Regions from separate parts of the Homo sapiens genome. Here region 2 is linked to region 1. The links are chromatin loops, found by intact Hi-C in ENCODE. Cell type or tissue: Caco-2. All regions are shown on one strand. Each heading gives the region's core, and the rest is flanking DNA. Links, peaks and the distances in the headings are about the cores only.

What was found. Peaks named below come from ENCODE experiments on the same cell type or tissue, not always from the same donor. Only the 100,000 strongest peaks of a DNase experiment are listed, where the experiment ranks them.
Region 2: it touches region 1 in a loop (4-fold over the local background); 3 of 110 quality-filtered maps call a loop at or near these places.

The regions. Positions count from the first base shown.
Region 1 is chr11:85,687,926-85,700,890 of GRCh38, forward strand. It overlaps SYTL2 (synaptotagmin like 2), which reads right to left. Exons shown (of 20, transcript NM_206927.4): 17 at 12,590-12,668; 18 at 10,054-10,153; 19 at 8,258-8,463; 20 at 6,304-7,415. The coding sequence ends at 7,270. Among named protein-coding and RNA genes, the nearest start is that of CCDC89, 8.2 kb to the left of the region's middle. In Caco-2, for the core only: a CTCF peak has its summit at 6,655 (motif pointing right); no DNase peak of the experiment used is centred there.
Region 2 is chr11:85,774,050-85,787,014 of GRCh38, forward strand. The region is part of intron 1 of SYTL2 (synaptotagmin like 2); the gene reads right to left. Among named protein-coding and RNA genes, the nearest start is that of SYTL2, 31 kb to the right of the region's middle. In Caco-2, for the core only: no CTCF peak of the experiment used is centred there; DNase peaks (open chromatin) are centred at 5,955, 6,402 and 7,787.

The DNA.
Region 1 (12,965 bases), core at 3,109-11,108:
ACAATTAAATTCACAAAAATGGCCAAGAACTGAACGTCTACAGTGATCCAATAAATACAAGTTAAAATTAGACATAATTTCGGCCGGGTGTGGTGGCTCACGCCTGTAATCCCAGCACTTTGGGAGGCCGAGGCAGGCGGATCACGAGGTCAGGACATTGAGACCATCCTGGCTAACACGGTGAAACTCCGTCTCTACCAAAAAAATACAAAAAATTAGCCAGGCGTGGTGGCAGGCGCCTGTAGTCCCAGCTACTCAGGAGGCTGAGGCAGGACAATGGCGTGAACCCGGGAGGCGGAGCTTGCAGTGAGCCGAGATCGCGCCACTGCACTCCAGCCTGGGCAACAAAGCGAGACTCCGTCTCAAAAAAAAAAAAAAAAAAAAAAAGATATAATTTCACGTATCAAATTAGTCAAAAAATTTTCTCTTAAGACAAGCCAGGACTAGAAAGGAGTATTGAAATAGGCACTCTCTTAAACTGTTGGTGAAAGTCAGTTGACAGTAGGTACTGAGAAATTAAGATATTTTTATGGCTTCCGAACTAGTAATTCTTCTGCGGAGATCTTTGCTTAGGAAATAATCTGAAAGAAAACATTTTGCTCAAAACTTTTCATTGTAGTGTGGTTTGTAACAACTAAAAGTTGGAAACCCAAGTTTTCAAAAAAAAAAGGGAATGGTTACAAAAATTATGATATATTCATACAAAAAATATTGTACAGCCACTAGAACTTATTACATTTATAGGTAATTTTTAATAGCATGGAAAAGTCTTATGTTAGAAATACAACTGAAAAAGGCAAAATACAAAACTTAAAATTCAGATGATTTCAATCCTGTGAAAATTAAGGGTAGGGAAAAGAGTTGACTATTCTTGTGGTCACAGTTTCTGGTGATCAGATTTACTATCTCCCAAGTCATGATGATAAGGAAAAACCCTGGGTGTCATTATAGATATGAGATGAATTTTTAAATGCTTCAGATTTCACTGGGAGCGAAACAAATCTGAAAGAAGAGTTTCAGGTTCTTCCCTCACTGTCAAAGATCAAGGTCTCATGTTTCAAATCCTGAATTTCTTGTCTATATATGGAAACCAAGATTGAAGACTGGGGAAATTTCCTAAGCTGAAATTTTAACAACTACATAAACAGTAGGATATTGAAGTTTTGTGAAAGTGAATTCCAAAGACTTTAAAAATGTGAATTAAACTTATTTGTAATTTTCCCACATTTCTCTTGTCCTTTTCCTTAAATTTCAAGCTTCATATGCGTAAATGGAGTTCGTCTAGTTATTTTCAAGGCAAATGACTAGAAAATTAGAATGGTCCTCTTAAATAAAAGGGTCTTACAAACATTGAAAATTTTATTTGTTGATTATATGGTTGTCTGATATCATAAAGTGAATTCACAAAATATATTTCCTGAAAGGAGGAAAAGAATTCAGAAAAATACGGAAAAAAGATACATACACATTTGTTTTTTTACCAGTCAGGGTCTCTGTTGCCCAAGCTGGAGTGCAGTAGTGTCATCATAGCTCACTGCAGTCTTGAATTCCTGGGCTCAAGCAATCTTCCTGCCTCAGCCTCCCAAGCAGCTAGGACTACAGGCATGTACCACCATGTTCAGCTAAATTTTCCACATTTGAAAAAGCTTATATTTCTTTTTTGCAAATATATTTTAATACACATTTCTATTAAATTTATATTTACATTATTTAAAATAACACACATCTATAGATTACTTATCAAGACCAAGAATCTGATAAGATCCTAATCAATATTCATTCATTTATTCAGTAAACATTTGCAAGGTTATTTGCAATGCTAGGTGCTAAGAATATATTAATAAAATAAATACGATCACTGTCCTCAAATAACTTAGTTTAGTAATCACTTTGGTTCCTTTCTGCCGTGGTTGTCTTCTTTGCTCAATCATTTTTTTTCTAGCTCCCCTCCTAAAAGTATCCCATATATTCCCTTCCCAGAGATCCAAGGTGACCAATTCTCTCCCTTGTGGTGATCAATGAGTCGTCTCCACTTATCTTTAAGTCTTTCCATGCCTCCCTCCCTTTTAAAGCTACCATTTACAGAGCTCTTCTAGGTAGTGGGCATTTATTTGTACATCTCTCACTTAATTCTAATGATATTCTTGAAGGGTAGGCATTATTATCCACATTTTATCAATTACAGGTAACAAAGACACCAAGGTTGAGAGAGGTTAAGCAAATTATGCCACCCAGAGAATAAGTGATAGAGCGAGAATTCAAATCTAGATCTTTTTGATACCAAAGCCCATGATCTTAGATCACATTTCATTTGTCCATTTGATCATTCATTCATTCATCTCACATAGACTGAGAAACTATTATATCCAAGAATGAAGTCCCAACTCTCAGGATGATTACAGTTTAGTGATAGACACAGATAAATGGATAACAATAATTCAGTGTGAACACTGCTAAAGTAATCATAGATAAATTAGACATCACTCTTTTCAAAGATACAGTGGTAAACACTGGGTGTTACTGAAGGCACAAAGAAGGGATACAAAACCAGTCTTGGATGGAAGGGGCATATTAGTCAAGATTGTTTTAATAGAAACCCAATTCAATTTAGCTAAGCAAGTGGAAATATATTGGCTCACAGAAAGTGCACAGCGGGAGCTCATAGAGTCAAAGCAGGAGAGGCAGGAACTAGGTAGAACCTCAAGAACCAAAACTGCAGATGCAAAGCCACACACAAGGACTCTTTATTTCTCCATCTATTTCTCATTTCTATTGTAGACAGGGTGGATGTGTGATTTTCTCCAGCCACAGTTTGCACCAAGGACAGGGTAGTTCCACTGAATTTATGTGGGGATGGGAACTGTAATAGTGCTGGTGAGTGGGTATTCAATGGAAAAAAAAGAAAGCAAAAATTTTGAGGCTAGTGGCAAGAGAGTGGTTGACTGGATAGAGGAGTGATAGTGGGAGGTGACTGATAGGGGTTTGAGGGATGGTGTCCACAATGACTTTTAAAAATAATATTACAGAATAATGAACTGAAAGCTGAGAGCATAGGAGATTTTGGTCAGAGTGGGATGTTTACATTTAATGCTTCAAAGGTGGAACTTCTCAGTTACAAGGAAGTTCATGGATTTGTGTGGCTGAAAAGGAACAGAGGTTAAGGATATTCAAATTGAGGAGGTCAAGGAACTAAGAAGCCAGGGTGTCTGATGAACATTCATATGCTGTGGAGCCAGGGGCCAGGGTCATCAATGAATGAGTTGAGAAGGATGGTAGAGGACAAGAATGAGTGGAAGGAATAATCATAATAGCAAACATTTACAGAATGCTATCTGTCAAAAGTGAGCACTATATTGATTCATTTATTTTCACCTATAGAGTAGGCACAATGTCGCCCCTTTCTTTCTTTCTTTCTTTCTTTTTTTCTTTTACAGATGAGACACAAAGAAGTTAGATAACTTGTCCAAGGTCACACAGCTACTAAGTGGTTTAACTGAGATTCAAATCCAAGCTACCTGTTTCTGGAGGTCACTTAACCATTACACTGTACTCCCTTCCTGATACAACTGGACAACACACATCCTTAGAAACATTTACAGGAAAAGAGAGGAGCAATGATCTGAAATCTGATCCCATATCCTGATTGAGGTACTGGGTGTGAGAGTGAGCTTTCTTTTTGTAAGGCTGAAGGAGAACCAGTTCTTTTGGAAAAAGCCAGCCAAAGAAATAGAGGGAATATATTGTCTGTGATTGAATCAAGTATGTGGGGACTTTTTTTTTTATAAAACAAACTAGTGAATAAGCCTGGGAGAGAGTGAAGATGAGAGTAGATGAGAGACCAATCCCAAAGCAGAATGGGAATGAAAGTACAGTGGTAAGAGATATTTGGGGCTTTTTACTTGTATAGTGAGTATGGATGCCAGGGATCTGCAAAGATGTCTAAGCAAGTTCCCTGGAAAATACAGCTGAGGAGAAGGGTGGTAGGCATCTCTCTGAAAGAAGCTAGCCTAGCCTAACAGTAACCATGCTTTGGGTGGACTGCTGGACCATGTGAGAAGTCCATGGAGTTCCCAGGATCCTCACCACCCACTTAGAAGCTAGAGTAGTCAGGGTAAATGGAAGAATTTAGGCCTCTCTGAAAAGAGTCAGCAGTGACCCTTAGAAATTTTACTTCTTTTTAAAAATAATGGTATTTTGAAATATTTTCACTTGAGGTAGAAACAAATTGCATGTATACCTAGCTCTTGATTTCACCAGTGTCTATATAACATCCCATTCTTCTAATAATGAACCATTTTCCTTTGGCCACAGGGTGGGCACATTACCCAGGCTAGGTGAATCATATTACACCATCCACAGTGAATGGTCCAATAGGTGGGCATATGACACAGACCTGGCCAGTTTCCACCATAGGTCTCTCAAGCTGAACCTAGGAAAGAGAAGTGCTTTAGCTGAGAGGTTGTGATGTTGAACCTGGCTGAGGTGCTATTTCTCACTCCCTGAAGAAAAGAGACCACATCTGAGTCTCTAGTTCCAGCCTGCAAGTCCCCAAAATAACCTAGGTTCCCGCAGTACTTCTTTACTCTGTGAGCTAACCCAGTATATTTCCAATAAATCCTCCTTTTTGGCTTATTACCAGTTGGGCTTCTGAAAAAAAAAAGCCCTAAAATATGCAGTTCAAGGAATGCCTCTAGCTTAGAAAAATGTACTTTGAAGTTTTAGGAGGGTCTTTGCCTAAAAGTTACACTGACTCAAAAGCATGTCAACCTGAGTTCACTAAAGAATTCAAGTTGCCTACATTTTTTTAAAGAGACAGGATCTCCTTCTGTCTCCCAGGCTGGAGTGCAGTGGCACAATCAAAACTCACTGCAGCCTCAAACTCCTAGGCTCAAGCAATTCTCCCACCTCAGCCTCCCAAGTAGCTAGGATTACAGGCACACACCACCATGCCCAGCTAATTTTTTTAGTTTTTCTAGAGATGGGATCTTGCTATGCTTCCCAGGCTGGTCTTGAACTTCTGGCCTCAATCAATGCTCTTGCCTCAGCCTCCCAAAGTGTTGGAATTACAAGCATGAGCCACCACACCCAGCCGTGCTTACATTTTATAAAGCATGAAGCTCACACTTAGCCTTCCTTTTGAACCAGGGAAGATTAAATTTATGATTTATATTTTTTTTTCATGTGAAACCTCTCCTTGGACTTCTTGAGGCAGTCAGAAGTGCTGTGGATAGATGCAAAGAAGGTGGGGGGTTCTATTTCCCACTTTGGTGTTTTGAAGATGAGGGATCGGGGGATAGGATGAGACAGGCAGTCCTGGTCCTAGATGGGGAGATAATGGAGCCAATCTCATTATTGCTCCAGAGCTGGCTGGATGCTGGTTTTACAGGTAACTGAAAGAAAGCCTGAGGAAGTAGCTTGTACTATGATCTGGCACAAGCCAGAACAGGGTTTGTGCTTCTACCGCTGTGCTCTAGAAGCGTGACTCTAATTAGCTCATTTTGCCCTTCCTTAAGGTCAGAGCGGGAATGATAAATAGAGCTAGACTAAGCACTCTAATAAAAAACCTGGGTTGGGAGGCCGAGGCAGGCAGATCGCAAGGTCAGGAATTCTCGAGACCAGCCTGGCCAACGTGGTAAAACCCCATCTCTACTAAAAATACAAAAATTGGCCGGGCATGGTGGTGGGCACCTGTAATCCCAGCTACTCAGGAGGCTGAGGCAGGAGAACTGCTTGAACCCGGGAAGCAGAGGTTGCAGTGAGCCGAGATCACGCCAGCGCACTCCGGCCTAGGTGACCAAGCGACACTCCATCTCAAAAAAAAAAAAAAAAAGACCTGAGGAGACAATGGAAAGGGCATTGACCTAGATTAGTCACTCTTATTGACAAGTGGGTAGAACGTTCTAGTATCTGTTCAGGAAGAACAGGCAAGCATTCTAGTTGTTTTCAATGACATTTATGAGATGCTTGTTGTAAGATCCCATGTTCGCCTGTCACTCAGGCTTTCTTGAACCTACATTAAATCAGTGCTTGTTTTCAGAAAATTAAGCTGGTTGGGTCCTAAGGGAGAGTAATGTGCTTCATATACTAAAATCATCCCCAAAGCATTTTAACTACTTAAAAAAAAATAAAAATCCTTGAGATCTGCTATGTCCTTTAAAACAAAATAAATAAAAATAAAAATCCTACTCTTAATAACATAGCCAAAGTTGCCCACTTAGGGGAGATGATGCCCAGAATTGCAGTGAAGACTGCAGAAACATTAGCCCAGAAGAAGTTCATTAGCCTTGTTAGGAAATTTAGATGTTTAGAATTCCTAAAATATTTTATTTAAAATGAGAAGTCACGCTAATTTTCTAATACAATTTAAATCAAATGATAATTTATTCTAAGGGTTTTTACAAAATACGAAAATTTTACATACATAAGAAGAACAGTATAACTGAGCAACTTACATTCTAATTAAAACTTTGTTGCAAAACATGTTTGTGACTACTCTTATGCTGCTTTCATATAGTAAAGTTATAAGAAAAACAATCATATATATGCAGGGTTTTAAAAAAATAAACTCATAAAAATACAGGCTTGAGACCTATTTTAGAATTAAGTCAAAACAAGCCAACAACTGAATTGTACCTATGGCCAGTGGGTGGCACTAAAATACATTTGAGGCTTGTTTTAACTGTTTGTTTTCTCAAGGCAGAAAAACACCAGTAGTTTCAGTCTCATTGCCCTAATATGGAATTCCATATTTTATTAGAGATTACAGAGTAAATAGTTTCTTAAGGTCCATTTTTTTTTTTATCATCACTGATGTCTGTCTCCATTCCCTGCTCCACTTTGAGTATCTTTCTGCGACTTTTTCCCACAACCTACAAAGGTCCTGCAAGGGTACCAGACCCTCTTAACTGTGGCACAGAATTGTGGTGTGAAACACATGATGGCAAACAAGAACATTTTGCTTCTTAACAATACCCCATGTTTAATGCTCTGGGGCAGCTTTTTCTTTGAAGCAGCAGCAGAAATTCAATTTTCCTAGCTTGTTCAAATATCTTATTTAATATTAGAGTCACAAATTACACATTTTGTTATATTTAAATCCCTTGGGCCTTGTAATCAAAGAAGCACATGCAGATTGACTTTTACATGCTGTGTAGTATTCCTTAGGTGCAATAGATAGAAAGTGAGGATATTTGTCCACCTACTCAGATTTTCAAGATCAGATTCCACCGGTTTAGTAGTTTTCAGTGGAGGAGCCAGTGGAATTTGGGCTCATTTGGAAATCTTGGCAATCAAAAGCATTCTGAGAGGCAGTGTTGCTTCAATCCAAGTATTGGGGGAGTTTACCATCTTCTCCCAGAGAGCAACTTCCTCTGAAGTAGAGTCCATCCAGTCCACTTCAGTCCCATAACTTTTACCTGAAAAAAGGAAGCTTTGCATTTAGAAAGAAACAGCTCATTGGGGGTAGGGGAAAGAGGGAAAGTTATTCCCTAATTATAACCACCAGTGGAAGCTAGGAGGAGCTTTCTTCACTGGGAGGGCAGATGTGAGACTCAACATAAGGAAGAACTGTTCAATTGTCTGAGTGACTTCATGTTTGTAATCATTACCATAATTCCTAGAGCAATGATTTTTCTTCAAGTTAATGTAAAGGCCAGATGAAAATTCATCAGGGAATAAGGGAGTTGGGAGGACTCCTGCACTGGGTTGGAGATGACACTAGATAATCTCTAGGTTAGTGTGACTAAGGCTTTAGTGTCTAACAGACTCAATTTTGAATCTTGGCTCTGCCACTTTGTAGCTATGTTACTTACTTTCTTGGACTATCAGTTCCTTTGGGGTAACATTAGTAACTACCTCATAGACTTGTGAGGATTCAATGAAATAATGTAAATGAAGCATTTAATACAGTGACTGGTGCTCCAAAAATGTTATTGTTATTACTCAAAGCATATATTTAGCCTTGAAGGACCATAAATGTTTTTGCAGGGCAGACTAGTGATGAAGGCTTTTCTGTCCCTGCCACTGCCACAATAACTTAAACTCTATATGCAGAGACACTTCACCCTGTTAATCCTCATATCTGGAGCCCTTGGCATACAACCTGACATTTCTTTACTCATTTATTTCACTATACTTAAGAGATATCTGTTTTCAGGATATCTCGGTTTTCACTGGGAAGAAGCAAAGCAACAAACAAACCTCTAGTATCTCTAGAAAAATTTGGCTCATGGAGAATTAAAAATGTAGCAAACAGTACCTGTTCCAAAGCCAATACGAAGACCTCCCAAAAATTGGTTGGTTAATTTGTAATGGTCCCAGACAGTAAGCTCTACACAGGCTTCCATCAGATCTTCAGGCCTGAACCCATCATACACCATAGTGTGGTTGAAGATAGGGTTGGTGGTTTTCCCTACAGCTCTTGTCTTCTGGCGACTTTTCCTACTTGTATCTGGAAGGATGGTACTACAAAAAGAGGCATGATTGTGGGAGCATTTTAGTAAGATAGTGAACATTCATGCTTTCAATACATAACAACACAGCTATTAAAGATTGACAATGGAGGAAAAGATGTGGAGAGATAGTGGTGGTGGTGGTTTGGCAGACAGTGGGGTAGGGGGTAGGAACACATCATGCTGAAAAGACTCTGGACCTAGAGTCAGCTATACTTGGTTTGAATCCTGACTCTGCTACCTCCTGGGTATGCATTTTAGGGAAAGTTACTCAACCTTACGGACACTTGCTTCTTCATCTATAAAATGGGAATGGTGATGCTGATTTCATAAGGCTAAAATTAGAATTAAATAACATATGCAAAACACTTAGCTCCATGCCTGCATTTAGTAAGTGCTTAATATGCTAGTAATCATTTGAGGATTCCTTTAAAATTTGCAAGCACAGGCTATCCTGATTAGCTGTGATAGCCTAAGACATTTGTGTTATACAGAATAGAAAAAGAAGAGAAACCTCTCCAAATTGCTAGATTTGACTTTGGAAATAAATTATGTAATTTTTTTTTTACAATCACTTACATTTCATTTATGATAACAATTAAATGAACTTTAACCTACCATGCCTCTTGTAAGTGGCAATATAAGACAATACAAGTGGCAACACAAGGCAAGAAGGTCTGTGAATGGTCTCAGAATGTGACTGACTGACTTGGTCTTAGAATGAGGCTGACTTGAGCCAAAAAAATCTTACCAGCTGACATCTATAAAGATAATGTGTAGGGAAAATCATAAATAATATCATCTATGCTACTTAGATATATGTCACATATATATTTATTTATTTAATAGAGAAGGGGTTTGGCTATGTTGACCAGGCTGGTCTTGAACTCCTGGGCTCCAGTGATCCGTCCGCCTTGGCCTCCCAAAGTGCTGGAATTATAGGCGTGAGACACCTCGCTGTACCAGATATATGTCACATATATTTAAAAAGCTACAGTTGGTCTTCTGGTAGACTATATATAAATAAAATTAGAGAAACTAGGAGAGCATACTAATATCTGTTTAGTTATTATTTACTAGATGCCAGTCACTTTATATGTATAACAGAGAGAAGAGTTTGCCACTTAAAAACCCAAACTGTCTCAAGCTCTTAGTAAGGGTTGATTAGCAAATCATTTTCCAAATATCTGCAGTCTCATACAATGACCGTTTGCAAATAGGCCACAAAACAGGTGGGACAAAGGAGAGAAGGAATTCTCCCTGCTCCATAAAGGAGTCAAGGGGTGTGACATCTTACCATTAGAAATTTAATAAACTCTTTTGAACTGATTATTGCCCTCACCAACAGATGTTTTCCCTAGAACACATTACACATTGAGTATGAGGTCTCTAGTTTCATTTGACCTCTTACTTTATGATTTTAAAGCCAAATGAAGCCTTGAGAGTTCATGATATAGATTCCTCCAATTCATGTCTCCATTATCCCAAGTAAATTCATTTAAATTATGAATGATGAGTCAGTATTACAGATATAGAGAACCGAAACTAACCAGCAAAGACCAGGCTACAGAACTGTTGCAGACAGAGTCATCAATACTATTACCATTTAACAAAAGAATTTAGATGACTTCCCCTTAGCAGTGGTAGATCAAGGCATTCCTTCACCCAGATGTGCACTTCTCCAGTTGTAGGAAGCTTTTTACCTACAATAGAAAAAGAAGAGAAAATTTTCACTGCCAGTTCTCCCTTGGCAATACTGCGTCCAAAGATGTCAGCCTAAAAATGTTCTGGCATGGAGATACTAGCTAGTATTTGATGATATCATCTGAACTGATTAAATCTATACAGTCTTAACTAAGTCTTCATAATCTGGTTTTACTGAACTCGATAGCTCTATAAAAATAATTCATATTGGCTTTAAGTACCAAGTATTACATCATTAGCACATCATTCATTTGGGGTTTTGCTTGATTCAACAAAATCAAACACCAGGAATGTGAATCATCCATTTACAGTTATATTCAAAACATTTCAATGAAATGCATATACCTTGCAAACATTAATACCAGTATCAGTTGGTGCTAGTGGAAGACATTTAAAACATATTTGGGTATAAAGTAACCAAAACAGGTATTGGCTAAGGTATAGTCATTTTTAAGAGTAGTTATACTTTTTTTTTTGAGACAGGGTCTCACTCTGTCACCCAGGTTGGAGTTCAGTGGCACAATCATGGCTCACTGCAGCCTCAACCTCCTGGGCTCAAGTGATCCTCCTACCTCAGCCCTCCCAGAGGAGCTGCAACTACAGGCATGTGCCACCACACTTGGCTAATTTTTAAATTTTTGTAGAGACAGAGTTTCGTCATGTTGCCCAGGCTTGTCTTGAACTCTTAAGCTCAAGGGATCCACCAGCCTCAGCCTCCTAAAGTGTTGGGATTACAGGCGTGAGCCACCACCCCCAGTCAAGAGTGGTTAAACATTTTATAGGGATACTGTATGTACATACGTAATAGTTAATATTATGGGCAGATAGTTACTAAGAAGTTGGCTTAGTCTGAAATTGTTGTCTAGGCTGGGTTCATACGAACAGAGGAATGCCACCAGATTTTTCTGAATGGGTTAGCTCAATCAGTCAACCAAACAGTACTTAGTGAGGATCTATCATAAGCTCATCTCTATGCTATGCTAGGAACATCATTAGATATACAGAGAATACATGAAATAATCTATGCCCTTGGGAAATGTTTATAGTTATGTTGGAGAGAATAATTCAAATAAAATGATAAAAATGTAATATACAGTGAAACTCCAAGTTATTACTGTAATGTTCTAGAAGATGATATGATCAGTGAGATCTAATATAGTTAGGGAAAGCTTTATGGAGGAGATGGGGCTTCATCTAAGACTTTGGTAGGTTGAGGAGAAGAGGAAGCCATTTCAAAGAAGAAAAACTACGTGGACAAAAATTCAGACATGGTGGCACCCATCACAACACACAATACCCCTGCCCTCTACTACCAAGTGATAGAAGGAAAAAGGGAAATGGGATTTCTATGAATGTTGACTTTAAATGATAGGATACAAATTATATGCAAAAGAATCTACCTTTTAGGAAAATCCAGAAGTTCAAAGGTGGCAGTCTGACAGCAATCCAGCCTGAAAATATGCTTTACTTGCCCTCTAATTCTTTCTTTTTTGGGGGGCGGGGGGCGGTATAAACTACATCAGAATGCTTTTCTTTAGTTCAGTCACTATCCTCACCATCAATTATTTCTTCCATCTCACTAGCTTCACTGCCTGGTTACTGAAAGCATTTGAGTTTACAACCTCTGATTTCAGCCATAACATTCATACAGATTCTTAAAGAGACTAACTTGGGGAACTTGCTTGGGAAATGGAGCAAGGAGCTGGCTGGCATTCATTTCCTGCTAGTCTCTTGCTCCTTAACTGGGCTGAAGACCTGACAAGGAGGCAATTAATAATCTTGAGGGAAAAGCTTTATCTCTTAATGAGACCCTGAGAGTGGAGGGTGAATGAGCTTTAAGTTCTCTGGAGTCCTCTTAATTCCCACCTGTGAAAAAGAACACTCAGGTTCTATTCTTATAGCACTATCAATAAGTCCAAATTCCAAACACAGGAATACACAAATTCTGAATACAGGCCATTCACATTGTGCAGATACAAATTTTTGGAGAGTGAGGTGAAACCTAATGACTATAAACTAAACTAAAAAAAAAAATGAGAACTTTCTTATAGAAACAGAAAGTAAAATGATGATTACCAGAAGCTGGTAGTAGAGGAAAAGGAAATTGTTGGTTAATAGATAAACAGGTTCAGATTTGCAAGATGAAAAGGTTCTGGAGATCTGTTTCCCAACAGTGTGAATATACTTAGCACTACTAAGCTGTACAGTTAAAAATGGTGAAGATGGTAGATTTTATGTTTTCTTTTTTTTTTTTTTTTGCCACAATAACAAAAAAAGAATTTTCTTATTTACAACTGTGAATAGACTCATTTGGTCTATACGTTACTAACTTGATAAGTTTCTTTAGGGCCTCACCTTTGAAAACGCATAGTAAATACTGTGAGAAGGGAGGGATAAGGAAAGGACATAAATCTGAATAGAAAGTCATTACATACCAGGGACTGGCTCTGGGACATACTGGAGAGCTAGTTTCATTTCACCTCTGTTTTCTGCTTCAAGGGCAACTGGTGCTGTCTGAAAAGTGAAGAAATGTCAGCAGGTGGGAGACAAACTTTTCATCCTGTTTGTTGGTATAGGTCTCATTACAGAACCATATCTGTCCCATTTCTGGGACCATGTGTCACTCATGAGTGCTCTGGATTAAAATTTCTCTCTGCATCAGAACTAGACTGTTGCCTTAATACCTGGGAAAACTAGGTTGTATATCTTGAAAAATCTTGCAGGATACCCAGAAAATATTTCAAGGCCTTTAGTCTCAAAGATGGTGAAGAAACCAGAATGGCTTTCTTGGAGATGGGAGAGGTTTCTTTG
Region 2 (12,965 bases), core at 1,974-9,973, 85 kb after region 1:
GATGAAAGCCAGCAAGAAAGAATGTGATATTACACAGAAAACCAAAAAGCCTTGTTCACTACTAATAACATTAAAAGTTATGTGCATATATTATAGAAAATAAAAAACTAAATTAATGCAATTAATTGGTAGGACTTGAATTTTATTGAAGAATTAGAGAAGGAACTGACATTTAATCTTTCTCCAATACCTTTTTTAATCTTTACACACATTTTCTCTACACCATAAGGCAAACCAGCAAAGTAGGCACCATCACCCGCATTTTATCAATGAGGAAACTGAAGTTCATGGATCTTAAGGGACTTCATTAAATTCAAATTGCTTCCAAGTAACACAGTTGGGATTTGAACTCAGGTCTACCTAGCTCCAAAGTTCTGACATAACAGGAAGAGCAGCAGTAAAGGTGGAAGAAAAGGCCAGGTACACAGTGCCCTGCAAAGGAACCCCAAGAGGCAAACAGGAGCTGGGGTTTCCCTCAAACCCCTACACACCCCAAATACCGAGCTTTGCAAGATAGAATGTTGTTAAACTTGATGTGAAATGAGACCAGTTAAAAAGGAATTTTTATTTTTTACGTGATCCCAATTTAGAAGCTTATATAAATAAACTCAAAGTGTGGAGAGCAAGCAGGAAGTATGAGGTTATAGCATCAGCAAATCTATTTCTCCTATACCCTCATGAACAACAAAAATCCTTGCACTGATCTGGACAAGAGCTTTATAGTATTAATCAAACCTTAAACCCTTCCAAAGGCAGGCACAAATGATCATTAGTACTTCATTAATTAGGGTCAGCCTGTGCCCTGCCTAGAGCAGTTGAAGATCTGGGTTCTGGTCTTCGCTCTGCTACTGAAAACTGAAACTCTTTGTTTCACTCACCTCTCTGGGTGACTTCACCTGTAAAATGAGGCATTTGGACTCTGATCTCTCAGGTGCCTTCCTGTTTTTTTTTTTCTCATGGACATAAAATCAAATGACAAAATGAATGCCAACACCATCACCAAGCTAGCTTAGGGAGAAAGAGATGAATAGGCAGACTACTGGAGAAAAATGTCACCCTGCTGCCCAGTGCAAAGCCTTTTTAGAAACTAAACACTTTTCATAAGACATCACTACAGTGAAGGAGAGAATAATTAGGAAAATAGGGTATAAAACCTAACAAAAGTCTTTCTTTTCTTCTTTCTGTCCCTCCCTCCCTCCTTCCTGAATGACAGTATCCTCTGTTTGGGATTAAGCTAGGCACAATGGGTACAACTATTAAGTCCTAAGACCTGGTTCCTGTTGTGAAGAACATATTGGCCCACAGCAATAATAATAGCTCCCATTTGTACAATGTTGGGGGTTTACACTGTACTGTAGCACACGTACTCTTCACAACCCTTCTTGGGAGGTAGGTAGAGCGGATAGGAATAAGTATCTTCATAATCCCCCATTTATTTATTTATTTATTTAGAGACAGAGTCCCACTCTATCATCCAGGCTAGAGTACAGTGGCGCTATCTCGGCACACTCCAGCCTCCACCTCCTGGGTTCAAGTGATTCTCCTGCCCCAGCGTCCAGAGCAGCTGGAATTACATGCATGTGCGACCACGCCTGGCTAATTTTTGTATTTTTACTAAGACGGGTTTCACCATGTTGACCAGGCTGATCTTGAACTCCTGACCTCAAGTAATCTGCCCGCCTCAGCCTCCCAAAGTGCTAGGATTACGGGTATAAACCACCATGCCCAGCCCACCCTTTTATTGATATGAAAACTGAGGTTCAGCAAGGTCAAGTGGCTTAGCCAAGATCACACAGGTGTTAAGTGACAGAGCTGAGAACACATTTGTAAAGGAAGAGAAGAACTAAAAGCAATGGGTGCTATGGTTTGGATGTTTATCCCTCCAAATCTCATATTGAAATTTAATCCCAATGATGGAGGTACGGCCTAATGGCAGGTGTTTTGGTGATGGGGGTAGATCCCTCACAAATAGATTAATACTCTCCTTCAGAAGATGAGTGAGTCCTCACTCTATTAGTTCCCTTGAGAGCTGATTGTTTTAAAAAGAGCTACCCAGTTCTCTCACCCTTTGCTTCCTCTCTTGCCAAGTGATCTCTGCACAGCTGGCTCCCCTTCTGCCTTCCTCTAGGAGTGGAAGCAGCTGAAGGTCCTCACCAGATATAGATGCCCAATCTTGAACTTCCCAGCCATCAGAATCATGAGCCAAATAAACCTTTTATTATTATTAAGTTCTGGATTACATGTGCAGAACATGCAGTTTTGTTACATAGGTATACACATGCCATGGTTTGCTGCACCCATCAACCCGTCATCTACATTAGGTATTTCTCCTAATGTTATCCCTCCCCTAGCCTCCCACCGCGCAACAGGCCCCGGTGTGTTATGTTCCCCTCCCTGTGTCCATCTGTTCTCATTGTTCAACTCTCATTTATGAGTGAGAACGTGTGGTGTTTGATTTTCTGATCTTGTGATAGTTTGCTGAGAATGATGGTTTCCAGCTTCATCCATGTCCCTGCAAAGGACATGAACTCATCCCTTTTTTGTGGCTGCATAGTATCCATGCTGTATATGTGCCACATTTTCTTAATCCAGTCTATCACTGATGGACATTTGGGCTGGTTCCAAGTCTTTGCTATTGTGAATAGTGATGCAATAAACATGCGTGTGCATGTGTCTTTATTGTAGAATGACTTATAATCCTTTGGGTATATGCCCAGTAATGGGATTGCTGGGTCAAATGATATTTCTAGTTCTAGATCCTTGAGGAATCACCACAAACCTTTTTTAAAAAATAAATTACCCAGCTTCGGGTATTTCTTTATAGCAACACAAAATGGAGTAAGACAATGGGGTGTATTTAAGTGTCAGCTCTGTGGTTAGAGGGGTAGTGAAGAGATCAGGGCAAAAACCAGGGTGAGGTAAGACTTAACCTGAGCTTTGGACAGGGGGAAAGATTCAGACAAGTCACATGCCAACTCACTGAATTCAATGCAGAAGACAGCATAGTACAGCTTTGGAGAGGGTGGAGTACAGGAAAACAAAAGGACATCTATTTTCCTACATACACAAAAGAGCATTGTCTTTCATTGAAGAAGTGGACATTCTTTAGTCACCTCAGTAATTAGCATGTGTATGCTCTGAGTATTTTTCTTGGTAGCAGAAATGGGTGGCCCCAAGCCCTACTTTTCCCTTGGCAGTAACAGTAAGTATCAGGAAGAGGGCTAACATGGGGTTAAGAACATGTAATCTGTACCACTGAGTGAAGGTGAAAACAACTAATCTTGGCACTCTTGACCATTACCAAAAGTGTCTGAGCTAATTGGCCTTTTAGTCAAGGTATTCCTCTCTGCAGGTGTGACTTATCACATGCCTGTACAGCAAGCCTACCTTCCCAGACTGCATTCATTGCTACCAACACTCAAGAATGTAATTAATGAGCACCCTGAACCTGCTTCTGAGGCACGAAGGGAGAGGAGGGGAATGGCTAGAAAAGATTTCAAGGTGAAGATAAAGCATCAAAATTATAGAAGGGATTATAAAACAGGCCCAGGCTCTGTACACTAAAAGAATGGGATTTAATCCCCCCCCAACCCACACCCCCTGCCAAAAAAAAGAAAAAGAAAAAAAACTACCAAAAAACAGGAATTGGGACTCTGGAATCAGGTAGAGGTCCTTAACAGAGTAGGCTTCAGACACAAGAAGAGTAAAACTTAGGTCATAGGAATCCTAAGGTTTCACTTACCAGAATTACAGGTCTTACTTCTTTTTTTTTTTTTTTTTTTTTTTTTGAGACCGAGTTTTGCTCTTGTTGCCCAGGCTGGAGTGCAATGGCATAATCTCGGCTCACTGCAACCTCTGACTCCCTATTCAAGTGATTCTCCTGCCTCAGCCTCCCGAGTAGATGGGACTACAGGTGCCCACCACCATGCAGGCTACTTTTTGTATTTTTAGTGAAGATGGGGTTTCACCACGTTGGCCAGGCTGGTCTCCAACGCCTGACCTCAGGTGATCTGCCCGCCTCGGCCTCCCAAACTGCTGGGATTACAGGCAGGAACCATCATGCCCGGCCGGTCTTCTTACTAGTGAGACTTTAGTCAACCTGCAGATTCCAATTTATTTTCATCAAGTAACACTTCAAACAATTTCACCAAGGGTTCTGAGATGAAATTCACAGGTGTAATTCATACAATGTAGGTTATGATAAGATTAAACAATCCTCCCTCACCCTTACCCCATCCCCTCACCCCCCAAAGCAATTAGCAAGCAGTGGGGATGGGGTAGAGCCCAGGACTATTTGATAGTGTTACCCAGGAGTGGTTTTGGAGTTTGGACTCGAAGCTGAAAGTGACTTTCTACCAAAGAGAATTTAAACCGTCTTTTCCATCACAACAGTACCCGGTACTAATTGCAGAGTGAATGCAGTGACCAAAGAGAAGCAGAGCTCCCAAGTTAGAAAGCAGAACCAGTTCTAGCATCTTTTCAGCCATTCTGGCATCTTGAGCAACTCAACAGAAGGCAGCAAGACCTGTAGACATGCACCACTGAAGTCTTGAAGACTTATCCTTGAGCAAGTGCCTAACAATGTCTAAGCTTAGTGAAGAGGAGTAGCATAGACACATGCATGCACTATCTATTTAAAATAAGGCTGGGCGTGCAGTGGCTCACACTTGTAATCCCAGCACTTTGGGAGGCTGAGTCAGGCGGATCACTTAAGCTCACAAGTTTGAGACCAGCCTGGGCCACGTGGCAAAACCCTATCTCTACAGAAAATACAAAAATTAGCTAGGTGTAGTGGTGCATGCCAAGTAGTCCCAGCTACTTGAGAGGCTGAGGTGGGAGAATGGCTTGAGACTGGGAGGCAGAGGTTGCGGTGAGAGGAGATTGCCCCACTGCACTCAAGCCTGGGTGATAGAGCCAGACCTTGTCTCAAGAAACAAATACATGAATAAAATAAAAACAAAATATAGAATCTATATATTCTGTAGTGTACTATACTATATATATTATATAACATATACATCTATATACATAAAAACTACTATACATTTAGTTCTCAGTCATTTGCAACCAATTTATGAAATCGTGAAAACCTCTTGACCTATTATTACATAGAAAATTAGGCTCGGTGGCTGCTAAGTGATGATAAAACCAGGATCCTCATCCCCAGGTAGTAAAATAAGGCATCCCTTTGCCATAGAAGAGTGTTCTAACAAGGGTATTTTGGTTCAGATGTGGTTGTTTATTGGGAGGGGGACAGCAGGATTACATGTGAAGTTATTGCTATTGCTATTATTTCTATGAAGAGCCACCAGTCTGGAACACTTACACGGGCTATCTCCCCAAATCCTCAGTCCAACACTGTAAGGAAAGTGTCATTATCATTCCTATTTCACAAAAGAGGAACTGGGTTCAGAGAAGCAGAATAATTTCACCTCCATATGTGCTCTTAATTACTATGTTGTGTATAGATATGTGTATATATGGATATATTATAGATATAAGTTACTATCTACAAACTGACATAATGGAATTTCAAATGTTCATTTCAAAAGCTATAAACATATGGAACAGATAAAACTCATCAAGTGTTTTTTTTTTTCCCTAGCAGAAGTAGGACTTAAAAAAGGTCACACTATCATGGAAAACTGAAAATATTTAGGTAAAACAATCTTCAGTTTCAGAAGAAGAAAAACAGTCATTTTATAAATTTTTAATCAACAAAGATCAATCAGTAAATACTTCCTAAGGACATACTGTGTGAGAAGACTTGTTAGGTACATCTCACTGAAGAGAGGGGCCATGATTTTAGAAAACTGGTGTGTACTAGAGAAAGAACACTGTCCAGGGATTAGGCAAGGTCAACTTTGCTCCCAGCTCAGTCTCTCTCTCTTGCTATGTGATGCTGGGCAAGTCACTTAACCTTCTGAAGCTTCTATCTCCTCATCTGCAAAGTGAGGGAACTAAAAAGGATGATCTCTCACATAGACTCCTTCTGACGATAAAATGCTGTGACTCACACTGGTGAAAGAAGACAATTCAGGCCACAGCAGAATTTGTCTACAATGAACTATGGCCCTATACCTCTTATTGCATTTCAAAGCCCAGAGTAAAACCATCCCAAAGTCTGTAGTCAAGCAAGCAACAGTCATTCTTTCAATAGTGCTTATGCTCATCTAAAGAGTAGGATAATTTTCCACCAAATGAAATGTCTCTCTGTGATATTGTGAAATATCTTTGTTCTCTTTTCCTGGTACATAGCTCCTAAAACCCTTGGAATCTCTGGAGTGATAAGAGTGTCTTTTGTATGCTAAGGTGATAACTGGTGGCTGGCAGCCACTAGGTAGCTTCAGAATGGGGGCTGGTCACAATAAAGACTAAAGCATGATTAAACTTTTCAGTCCAAAGCCCCAGTCTCTGGGGAGAAGAGAGGTCCCTGCCAGCACAAAGGTTAAGCTAATCACTGTGTCCATTGGTTTAATCAGTCACGCCTATGTAACGAAGCTGCCATAAAATCCCAAAGGGATTGGGTTTGAAGAGCTTCTTGTTAGCTGAACACATGGAAGCTCCATGCCCCTTCTCCCATACTTTGCCCTATGCATTTCTTCTATCTGGCTGTTCATCCATATCCTTTGCAATATCCTTTATAATAAACTGGTAAATACAAGTAAAGTTTTTCTCTGAGTTCTGTAACATTCTAGTGAATTAGTCAAACCCAAAAAAAGGAGTAGTGAGAAATCCAATTTACAGTCAGTCAATCAGAAATATAGGTGACAACCTATTACTTGCGATTGGCATCTGAATTAGGGACAGTCTTGTGGGACTGGGCCCTCAGCCTGTGAGATCTGATGCTATCTTCAGTTAGGCAATGTCAGAATTGAATTGAATTAGAGGATACCCAGCTGGTGTTTGCTGTAGAACTGATTGCTTGCTTGGTATGTGTGGGGAAAACCCCTGCACATCTGGGGTACAGAAGTGTTCTGCGCTGTGGTGAGTAGAGAATAGGAAGAACACTGCAGTAGTCCATTCCAATGCTGCTAATGAAGACATACCTAAGACTGGGTAATTTATAAAGGAAAGAGGTTTAATTGACTCAAAGTTCAGCATGGCTGGGGAGGCCTCAGGAAACTTACAATCATGACAGAAGGGGAAGCAAACACATCCTTCTTCACATGGTAGCAGCAAGGAGAAGTGCTAAGCAAAAGGGGAAAAAGCCCCTTATAAAACCATCAGATCTTGTAAGAACTGACTCACTGTCACTAGAACAGCGGCATGGGGGTAATCACCCCCATGATTCAATTACCTCCCACCAAGTCCCTCCCACAGCACACAGGGATTATGAGAACTACAATTCAAGATGAGATTAGGGTGGGGACACAGCCAAACCATATCATTCTGCCCTGGCCCCTCCAAAATCTCATGTCCTCACATTTCAAAACCAGTTATGCCCTCCCAACAGTCCCACAAATTCTTAACTCATTTCAGCATTAACTCAGAAGCCCACAGTTCAAAGACTCATCTGAGACAAACCAAGTCCCTTATACTTATGAGCCTGTAAAATCAAAAGGAAGTTAATTACTTCCTGGATACAATGAGGGTACAGGCATTGGGTAAATACACCCATTCTAAATGGGAAAAGTTGGCAGAAATGAAGGGGCAACAGGCCCCAGGCAAGTCCAAAATCCAGTAGGGCAGTCAAATCTTAAAGCTCCAAAATGATCTCCTTTGAGATCTCCATGTCTCATATCTAGGTCATGCTGATGCAAAAGGTTGGCTCCCACAGCCTTGCGCAACTCCACCCCTGTGGCTTTGTAGGATACAGCACCCCCTCCCAACTGCTTTCACAGGCTGGCATTGAGTGTCTACAGCTTTTCCAGGCACACAGTGCAAGTGTTGGTGGATCTACCATTCTGGGGTCTGGAGGATAGTAGCCCTCTTCTCACAGCTCCACTAGGCAGTGCCCCAGTGGGGACTGGGTGTGGGGTCTCCAACCCCACAGTTCCCTTCTGCACTGCCCTAGCAGAGGTTCTCCATGAGAGTCCCACCCCTGCAGAAAACTTCTGCCTAGACATCAGGCATTTCCACACATCCTCTGAAATCTAGGTGGACGTTCCCAAACGTCAATTCTTGACTTCTGTGCACTGGTAGGCTCAAAACCATGTGGAAGCTGCCAAGGCTTGGGGCTTACAACCTCTGAAGTAACAACTTGAGCTGTACCTTGGTCTCTTTAAGCCATGGCTGGAGTAGCTGGGATGGAGGGCACCAACAAGTCCTAGAGGCTGCACACAGCAGGGGGGCCCTGGACCCAGCCCAGGAAACCATTTTCCCTTCCTAGGCCTCCAGACCTGTGATGGGTGGGGGGGCTGCTGTGAAGGTCTCTGACATGCCCTGGAGACATTTTCCCCATTGTCTTGCTGATTAACATTTGGTTCCTCATTACTTATGCAAATGTATGCAGCCAGCTTGAATTTCTCTCCAGAAAATGGTTTTTTCTTTTCTGTCACACAGTCAGGCTGCAAATTCTCCAAACTTTTATGCTCTGCTTCTTTTTTAAACGTAAGTTCCAATTCCAAACCATATCTTTGTGAATACATAAAACTGAATGCTTTTAACAGCATTCAGGTCACATCTTGAACACTTTACCGCTTAGAAATTTCTTCTTACAGATATCCTAATCATCTCTCTCAAGTTCAAAGTTTCATCTCTCTCTAGTTCAAATCTCTAAGACAGGGGCAAAATGCCACCAGTCTCTTTACCAAAGCATGATGAGCTTTGCTCCAGTTCCCAACAAGTTCTTCATCTCCATCTGAGACCACCTCAATCTGGACTTCGTTGTCCACATCAATATCAGCATTTTGGTCAAAACCATTCAACAAGTCTCTAGGAAGTTCCAAACTTTCTCACATTTTCCTTTCTTCTTCAGAGCCCTCCAAACTGTTCCAACCTCTGTCTGTTACACAGTTCCAAAGCCGCTTCCACATTTTTGGATATCTTTACAGCAGCAACCCACTCCCAGTACCAAATCACTGTATTAGTCCATTCTTATGCTGCTAATAAAGACATACCCGAGACTGGGTAACTTATAAAGGAAAAAGGTTTAATGGACTTACAGTTCCATGTGGCTGGGGAGGCCTCGGGAAACTTACGATCATGACAGAAGGGGAAGCAAACATGTCCTTTTTTACATGGTGGCAGCAAGGAGAAGTGCCAAGCAAAAGGGGGAAAGCCCCTTATAAAGCCATCAGATCTCGTGAGAACTCACTCACTATCACTAGAATAGCAGCATAGAGGTAACCACCCCCATGATTCAATTACCTCCCATCAAGTCCCTCCCACAACAGGTGGGGATTATGGGAACTACAATTCAAGATGATATTTCGGTGGGGACATAGCCAAACCATATAAAACACTTTGATTTTTATATATAGAACTCTGGTTCTTCATATATCCTAACACCCTTGTTCTTGATGGTATATAGCAAACTAGGCAAAAATAGTTAATATTAGTTAATAAAAACAATAAGACTATCAAAGTCTTACATAACAGAATATTCTAGGCACGGTTTTAAGTACCTTACATATATTAACTCATTAATTTCTCACAGCAACATGAAGTAAGCATTCTACAGATAAGAAAACAGGTTTAGAGAGGCCAAGTAACTGCTCATTACTCAGTTAACTGCTAGTAATGGCAGCACAACTCCAGCCAGATTGTCCAATTCCAGTGTCCATGCTCTGTGCTTCCACCCCATGCTGCCTTCTTGGACAGAAGTGTCACAAAGCACAGAATCATTCTCCAGGTGGCTTGGGTTGTACATTTTTCAGTCCTTGGCTCTTCTTGCTCCTTTCTCTATGATCCCTGCACACTCTGTGGCCTGGCTCATTTTCTGATCTCTGGCTCAGATTCTGGCCACAGATTTCCTCAGACTGGACTTCCCCAGGCAGCCCAGGAAGAGGAGGTCTTTACCTATCTGATGGGCATTACTTGGCCACAACAACCACGTGCCATGTGCCCATGGCAGGCTTCCTAGTATGACCCAGAACAGAGTCCTGAAATCAACCTTCACAAGGTAACTGGAAATTCATCTTTCTTAAACCTGGCAGAACCCTCACCTTTCTAGAGACCCTGACAGAGGAGAAAAGCAGCATTTCCCCCAGGAAAGACATTCAGTGAATTCAGCTGAGACTATGCTTTGCAATATTTAATGACAGAGACGGTGCAATGCAATGGTTTGAAAACAGAGCTTTCTAGGCTATGAACCACTAACGCCTCAAATTCCTTCTGCTGTATTCTCCCATTAGGAAACCAAAGCCACCAAAATAGAAAAAAAAAAAATTATGGTAAACCTCATTAATGTCTTGCAAAAAAGAATAAGTAAAATAACAGAGATGTGAAGAAAAAAAATCCCATCTAAAGATATGATATTCTCTGTCTTACTGGTTTTCTTCCTTCCATCTTAGATAGAAGAGAAGAAGAAAAACAAGTGGAAGTAAACATCAAAGGAGATCAAGGAGAATAGTAAGGCTGAATTGCTTTACTTCAAATTCAGGGTCCATAATTATATTATTCTCTAACATAATGGCTTTCAAATGCCACTACTATTTAGGCTGAGATACAAGGGAAATAAATGATATCATCATGCAGCTTAACTTTATTACATGTTCGTTTTATTAAATCTATGCACATTAGAAGCATAGGAAATTGCCAGCCTTTAACATTCACACACACGCAAAGAATTATACAAAAAATACATCATCTTGAATCCTGGTCTTCAATTTCTTTCCACAATTCCACAGAGCTGGTAAGGGGTAAAGAAAAAAAAATGTTCCTATCATTGAGATTTATAAACTGATTTCTTTCATCCTCGGAATCACTAGTTACTCACACCACAGCCTGTGGCTGCCGGCAGCAACACATCAGCACTTGCATGTATTTAATGCGGTATCTTCTTATTTGGGTATTATTTCTCATTAAACCAATCAGAAGAGGCTTCAAGGTAGAGAGGGAGAAGTGGGAGGTGAGAAAGGGGAAATTTGAGCCAAGAGAAATGCCACACCCATTCCACATGGAAACCACAACCATGTATGGTCGCTGAGTGAAAAGGACTTGAGTGCCCAGCTAAGAGCTGGAAGGCAAAACACCAATGAGGTCCCCTCTGTGGAATTCAGTCTTTCACCTCAGGATAAAGGTTTTTGTAATTCTCAACAAAACTAAAATGAAAAGACATTAACTAAATACCAAAATGGATAGGACAGAGTTTCAGGATGAGCTCAAGCAAGCAACACAGCTGGACCCAGGACAGCCAGAAATGAACCCCCGTCAGGTACGGAAAACAGAAGGAAAAGTGGGATTTTGCCTTTTCCCTTAACTATTATTCAGAAAGTGTTTACTATCTTCCTAAAAGTAAAAATCCTTGTCTAACAGTTTTATAAAAAGAAAAACAGATCTTAAAACAATTGTTGCAGAAACTTCTTCCATTTCTGTTTCTAAAATAATTCAAAACACTAATTTTTAAGATTTTTAATGAGAATTTGAATCATCATGAAATCTTACAGAAAATATGAGTTGGCTCAGGAGAATTAAAGAAGGTATACTCCCCAAGTTTTAACTCTCAAGGTCAATCAGAGTCCGCAGGAGCTTAAATGAGGCTCATGGTCTGGACTGGCTGTTTTCCTCCAAAGAAGCTACATATTAAGATGTATGAAGCCTGAGAGTCAACAGATTTTCACTCATCTATTTCTCAGTAGAATGTAAGTAGCACAATGCCTAGCTCAAAAAATACCTGTTGAATGAGTGCTAAATGAAAGAATAAAATATTCCCAAGGAAGGAATGACAGTGACTTCCACTTCACGCTCTGCCTAAGGTTAGACCTGACTATGTTACATAATACTATGTTTAAAAAAGTCCTGTTCATTCCAGCTTTATTTGTAATAGCCAAAAATTAGAAATAACCCCAGTGCTCTTCAACAGGTGAATGGTTAAACAAACTCTGGTACATCCATACCGTGGGATACTACTAAGCAACAAAAAGGAAAAACTCTTGATAGACACAACTTGGATGAATCTCAAGGGAATTGTGCTAAATATAAAAAGGCCAATCCTAAAAGGCCACTACTGCATGGTTCTGTTTATATGACACTCTTGAAATGGCAAAATTATAGAAATGAAGAACAGATTAGTGGTTGATAGGGGTTAGGGATGGGGGCTGTGGAGGCTGTAGGGAGGTGGGTGTGATTATCAAAGAACAAATGGAAAGAATCTGTGGTGGTGTAACTGGTCAGTATCTGGCCAGTGATGGTTGACACATGTGATAAAATTGTATACAACTTAATACACACAGGCCCATATGCACACACACATTAGTAAACTGGAAAAAGTCTATGCCAATATCTGAGTTGTGATATACTATAGTTGTACAAAATGTTACCATAGGGGAAACTGGGTAAAGGGTACACGGATCTCTGCACTATTTCTTACAGCCTCATGTGATCTACAATTGTCTCAAAATAAAAAGATTAATTTAAAAACATTCTGAAGCGACCTCTCCTCTGCTACCATCAGCACTACCAGTTTGAGAGTGTGTGTATGTGTGTGCATGGCAGGTCGAGAGAGGGGGCATCAACACATAAAACTTAACCACCTCCACAGAGCTCTCTATGGGGAGTTTAGAGGCATCTCTAACTTCCTTTAAACTTCCAATGCACCAATTGTTTTTCACACAACCTAAATTTTGCTCTTATATTAAAAACAAATATTTCAGGACTCTTATCTCCATATCTGGGATAAAAGGTCATGAAGTAAGCATTCTTACTTACCATGAGAGCCCATGTTTTATACCTGTTTGATACCCTCTCAGTGCCTAGCACAATGCTCAACCCAGAGTAGAGCCTGAATAAAAGTGCTTTTAATAAATGGATAAGCAAATGAATGGATGGATGAACTTTCTCATCATAGTAGAACCAGATAA